Regions from separate parts of the Homo sapiens genome. Here region 1 is linked to region 2. A link is a contact called in ENCODE Hi-C data. All regions are on one chromosome and are shown on one strand. The core of a region is the stretch at or near the end of the contact, and the rest is flanking DNA. Distances in the headings are between cores, read along the strand shown.

Evidence for each region. Hi-C counts contacts between places; a loop is a spot of excess contacts on that map. Pooled maps may share reads with other maps.
Region 1: a loop to region 2 is called in a pooled map, with 6 times the contacts of the local background. The contact joins the promoter of LENG1 here to the enhancer-like site in region 2. A Hi-C loop is called at or near these places in 5 of 50 pooled maps.

Annotation. Positions count from the first base shown.
Region 1 is chr19:54,158,298-54,160,997 of GRCh38, forward strand. It overlaps LENG1 (leukocyte receptor cluster member 1), which reads right to left and starts at 1,424. Exons shown (of 4, transcript NM_024316.3): 1 at 1,267-1,424; 2 at 1-164. The coding sequence starts at 1,398. TMC4 (transmembrane channel like 4) reads right to left here. Exons shown (of 15, transcript NM_144686.4): 13 at 2,581-2,700; 14 at 2,170-2,248; 15 at 1,811-2,077. The coding sequence ends at 2,009. RefSeq lists an enhancer at 757-1,426.
Region 2 is chr19:51,702,635-51,705,334 of GRCh38, forward strand. It overlaps SPACA6 (sperm acrosome associated 6), which reads left to right. Exons shown (of 9, transcript NM_001316972.2): 4 at 1-18; 5 at 387-464; 6 at 594-703; 7 at 1,396-1,552; 8 at 1,636-1,846; 9 at 2,456-2,556. The coding sequence ends at 2,489. Among named protein-coding and RNA genes, the nearest start is that of SPACA6-AS1, 11 kb to the left of the region's middle. RefSeq lists a silencer at 1,533-1,732. Within about 2 kb of position 1,382, at least 35 of the 41 ENCODE cell types and tissues checked have a DNase peak (open chromatin) inside an H3K27ac peak, as active enhancers do.

The DNA.
Region 1 (2,700 bases), core at 174-2,673, 2.5 Mb after region 2:
TCTTCCTTGTACTCTTTATTGCCTCTGATCACTCCTTTCCCTTCCTCCAGCAGCTCCCGAAACAGGTCCACAGGGCCAGAACCTGGGGCTCCCGCCTCTGCTGCTTCAAGCTCAGGCAGTGAGTTCTGATGTCTGGCTTTCTTCCGTAGGAATTCTGTACGGGCCTGGGGAGAAAGTTATAGGCAGGACATTCAGAACCTAGAGGTAATTCAAGAACTGTGAGTCTGGTGCCCACCACAGAAAATGGCAGTCCAGGGTGCTGGGGTTATGAGAAAGGGAGCACTAGGCGCCTAAAAGAGGCACCTGTCCTAGCTGGGGGTGAGGGTAGGCAGATGAGGCAACGCCTGGGTTTTGTAAACTCCCTTTCAAATAGTAAACCACGGGTCATCAAGGATGTATGGGAGGAGGTCCCTGGCCTAAACCAAAGGGGTTCCTAACCTCAAGTGAGACAATTAAAACAGCCATAAAGGTATGCATTAGGCCAGACGATCTGAATTCTAGCCATGGCTCCAAGTGACTACCCCAAGTCTGCTGAAGCCCTGTCCCCTGCCTTCAGGACGCGGATTTCAAACAGCGCTCAGCAGCCTACTGAGATTCTAAAAACCTAGACTACCTCCCACCCACGGCGGAGGATCAGACTAGCTAAGGAAATGAAAGTTGGGTGTACACCAAACAGATTTAAAGAGCCATACGGAAAGCCCGTGTTTGTGTGTATGTGTCTAGGGGGCGGTGCACGAAAGGGCTCGCCCGATGGCGTGGAGCCTGGCTGTCCGCCTCTCCTTAAAATGTGCCTTCCCCTCACTGAAGCCATCTCACTTCGTGCAACAGAGATGACAGTGCCCCTCTAAGAACGAACAGTGCTTATTGGGGATTCCGCAAGTCAGGTGCACGGCATGTAGTTAGCATACAGTAGATGCTCAATAAATAGGCTGTGCAGGCAAACTAAAAAGTGATCCGAATTTCCTTGAACTGTCCAAGGGTTCACGGATTCATTAAATGTTAAGCTTCTCTTTTGTGCTAGACACTGTTCCAGCCATGTGAAATACATCAGTGGGGGAAAAACTAAGACGAGGGCGAGATCAAGGAAGGTTTCGTGGAAGTGGGCACAAGGTTTGCGGGGCAACGTCCTCGAAAGTGGGATCGGCGCCTGGTCCCGAATTTCACACGGGGCACATTGAGCCTGCGCAACGCCTCCGCTTCCGGCCCCCAACCGCGGCGCCTGCGCGCTGGGCCCCGGAGCGCCGCCCTGCCGGCTTCCGAGCTTACCTCTTGCTGAGCCAGCAGCACCCTCCGCTCACGCTCCTTCTCCTCCTCCCGGGCCTGGGCCTCGTCACGCCGCACGCGGGCGACATTGTCCTTGTTCCGGACGTGCCAGCTCTTCTTGGGCAAGATATTCATGGCGTCGTAGCTGTCCAGGGACTGGCACGCCCGCCTCTTTGCACTTCCGATTGGCGAGAGGATGCCCCCCTTTTTCTTGTCCCTACTTCGACCGCGGATTGGTTCCGAATTAGTTGGTACGGCCCCCTGGCCTGTAGCGACAGGTGATTGGCTGAGACGCCCTTTATCACAGCGAATGCTAGGCGTTCGGCTCGTGGTATCCCCTAGCAACCGCCTCTTGTCACAGATCTGAACCAATCATAAGTTGGCCCGCCCCTGATGCTACCAGATGCGGCCGTCGATTGGCCGACATGACCGACAAGTCTCCTTGCGGAAGAGCGCTCTGCACCGACAAACATGCCCGTACATTTGATTGGCTCCTGCCCCGCTGTAGCCCTGCCCCCACCTTCAGGACGCAGATTTCAAAGCGCGCTCAGCAACCTCGGCTGTATTTATTGATACAAGGAAGATCACCCGAGAGTCAGGGACGTGGCGGCGAGGGGCCCTGGAAATCTCCAGATACCAAAGCTGGAAGGGCGTGGAGTCTTCTCCAGTTCTCCTAGTTTACAGATGTTGTGACCTAGGCTTACAATGGGCCTGGGGTCTGAAAGCGGGACGTGGGCTGCGGGGGTCAAAGAGCCGGTTTGGTGGAGGTCAGCGCCACAGCGCGCCGTGCCAGGAAGACTTTATTCTGCGCCTCCTGGGGCAAAGAGAGGTGGAGGTGAGACAATCCTCTTCCCCAACCCCTTTCCATGTTCCCCAGGGGCCCTCTCAGGGACCCGCCTGGCTCACCGTCTCTCTCTGACGTTTGAGCTCAGAGATGAGGCGTCCGTAGGAGTTAGCCAGAGCCACAGTGTACGCCATCAGGATGCTGAAGGAGACAGGAACGGAAGCCACTCCTGACACGCTCTTCCATTATATCCAAACGTCTGGCTCCTTCGAAGCCAGGGATGTGGACGCCTAAGCCCCTCCTCGTCTGGGCTCAAGGAGTTCAGTCTCCCAGCCCCTCCGCCTTCAGATCCAGGAGTCCTACGTCCCGCCCACCTCCTCCTTCGGACCCAGCAGTCCAGGAGCCTAGGCCTCCTCCCTCAGACTCAGTACGTTGCCTGCTCCCACGCCCAAGCCTCTCCTCTCTTGGACGCAGGTGGTGGCCCCCAGATCACACGCATTCAAACCCAGACCCAGAAGTCTGGGCCGTCTCACCTGGAGATCAGCAGAAGGGGCACAGCAAAAGCCTGGGTCCCCAGGAAGAAGAGGAAATTCTGGGTGGTCTCAGGGAGGCTGGAAATAGACTCAGGGATCTGGGCCCAGATGGACGACTGC
Region 2 (2,700 bases), core at 132-2,631:
CTTGCATCCCTCCCTGCGGTAAGGACTTCATCTAAAACTTGGAAATTGCGGGGTAAGGGAGGCGGTCGGGGACGAAACGTACGACATCAAGTGTGGGAAAGCGGGTGGGCTTCACATCCTTAGGAAGCCAATAAGATCCCTGGAGAAAAGGAAGAAAACCAAGTATTGCTCTAAATCCTCAGAAGGTGTGTGTGAGAGCCGAAGCAAACCAATAGGAATCCTAGAGGGCGGAGAGGAGTGAGAGTCGGCCAAAGACAGCAGGGAGGGCGGGGTCAAGATGCCACCTGGCCGATGGACCCCGGGAAGCTGCATGGATCTCAAATGGGCCAAGGGCCCCGGGCTTGGAAGGGCAGGTGGCGCCTAGACCCAGCGTTCCCGCTCCACAGGTCTCCAGGAGTTCGCCCGGCGTTTCCTCTGCAGCGGGTGCTACTCTAGGGTCTGCGACCTCCCGCTGGACTGCCCAGGTGAGGGGGCGGGGCCTCGGGGTGCAGGAGGCCAACCTGAGAAAAGGGACCAGAGCACCGAGGGGCATAAGCTGGTGGCGAGGCCAGACGTGGTCGGGGCCCAGCGAGTGAACCCTGCTCCGTCTTCAGTTCAGGATGTGACAGTGACTCGGGGCGACCAGGCTATGTTTTCTTGCATCGTAAACTTCCAGCTGCCAAAGGAGGAGATCACCTATTCCTGGAAGTTCGCAGGAGGAGGTGTGAGTCGGGGCGGGGCCGGCGCGAAGAGTTTAGACGGGCGAGTTAGCCTTCACTAGAGGTTGGGGAGTCAGCTTGCGGGGACGGGACTCCGGGAATCTCCGTCTAGACACAAGCATCAGCAAGAGGAGGGTCGCGGGATTTAGGGGAGAGCTCGAAGATCAGAATGCAGGACCAAGGACCTGGGGCGATGGCTCACGCCTGTAATCCCAGCGCTTTTGGAGACCAAGGCGGGAGGATGGCTTGAGCCCAGGAGTTTGAGACCGGCCTCGGCAACAAATTAAGACCCCTCCTCTGCCAAAAAATTTTAAAAACAGCCGGGGCGTGGTGGTGCACGCCTATAGTCCCAGCCACTGGGGAGGCTGAGCGGGAAGACTGCTTAAGTCCAGGAGTTTGAGGCTGCAGTGAGCTATGATCGCGCCACTGCACTGCAGCCTGGGCGCCAGAACGAGACCCTGTCTGGAAGAAAAAAAAAATACATAAATAAAAGCAGTTTCTAGGGGTAGGTTATGCGTAAGGGTTTAAGGAGTGAGGGGAAGGGGTGCGTTTAGGGCAGGGGAGCGAGAAGGCTCGGGGGCGGGCTCAAGGCTCAGGGCCAGGACTCCAGGGGGCGTGGTCTGGCTCGGGGGGCGGGGCTTGTAGGTTACTCAGTGGCAAGCCGGAGTTGAGGCGTTTAAACCCGCGTGTCCCGCAGCTCCGGACTCAGGACTTGTCCTATTTCCGAGATATGCCGCGGGCCGAAGGATACCTGGCGCGGATCCGGCCGGCTCAGCTCACGCACCGCGGGACGTTCTCCTGCGTGATCAAGCAAGACCAGCGCCCCCTGGCCCGGCTCTACTTCTTTCTTAACGGTGGGGCGGGGCGCGGCCGCGTGAGTGAGCGGGGTCGGGAGAGGGGTGGGGCTCGTGCCTGGCTGACGTGCGCGCCCCCGCAGTGACGGGCCCGCCCCCGCGGGCGGAGACAGAGTTGCAGGCCTCGTTCCGGGAAGTGCTGCGCTGGGCGCCGCGGGATGCCGAGCTGATCGAGCCCTGGAGGCCCAGCCTGGGCGAGCTGCTGGCCAGGCCCGAGGCTCTGACGCCCAGCAATCTGTTCCTGCTTGCAGTCCTCGGGGCCCTCGCATCAGCGAGTGCGACAGTGTTGGCGTGGTGAGTTCTGGGGACTCCGGAGCCCCAGCATCTAGCTCCCCGCTGTCTCAGATCCCACCGAGAAGTCTGGGTTCCCAGCAACCTCCAACCCAGGAGGTCAGGCTTTCAGTTCCTCCTCTCTCAGACCCACGAGTCCAGGTCCCAGCCCCTCTTTACTAGCCCAGGAATCCAAGTCCCCAGCCCCCTCCTCCCTTAGATCTAAGAGTCCAGGCCCCCAGCCCCTCCTCCCTCAGACCCAGGAGTCCAGGTCCGCAGCCCCTCCTCCCTCAGACCCAGGATTCCAGGCCCCAAACCCCTACTCCTTCAGACCCAGGAGTCCAAGTCCCCAGTCCCCTCCTCCCGCAGATCCAAGAGTCCAAGCCCCCGGACCCCCTCCTCCCTCAGACCCAGGAGTCCAGGCCCCCAGCCCCTCCTCCCTCAGATCCAAGAGTCCAGACCCCCAAGTTTCTCTTCCTTCAGACCCAAAAGCCCAGGCCCCCTGCCCCCTCCTCCCTCAGAACCAGGAGTCCGGGCCCTGTACACCTTTTTGACCCTGGTGTCCAGGCTCCGGGACCTAAGTTTCTAGTCACCAACCCCTCCTGTAACACACATACCTCTTTGTTTCCCCAGGATGTTCTTTCGATGGTACTGCAGTGGCAACTAACAAAGGTATCTTTCCTCCTTCCCTATCCTATTTCCATCCTGAAAATAAAGAATATATTTCAACTCTAGATTGTTTCATCTCCGAAGGTGGTCACTACTAACTCAGGTAGGAGGAGGTGCAGCAAGCCCACACATGCCCAGATGAATATGGCCCGCATAATGACAGTGATAGGCATAGCTATCCCAGTGCAAGTTAGGTGGGAACCCAGATA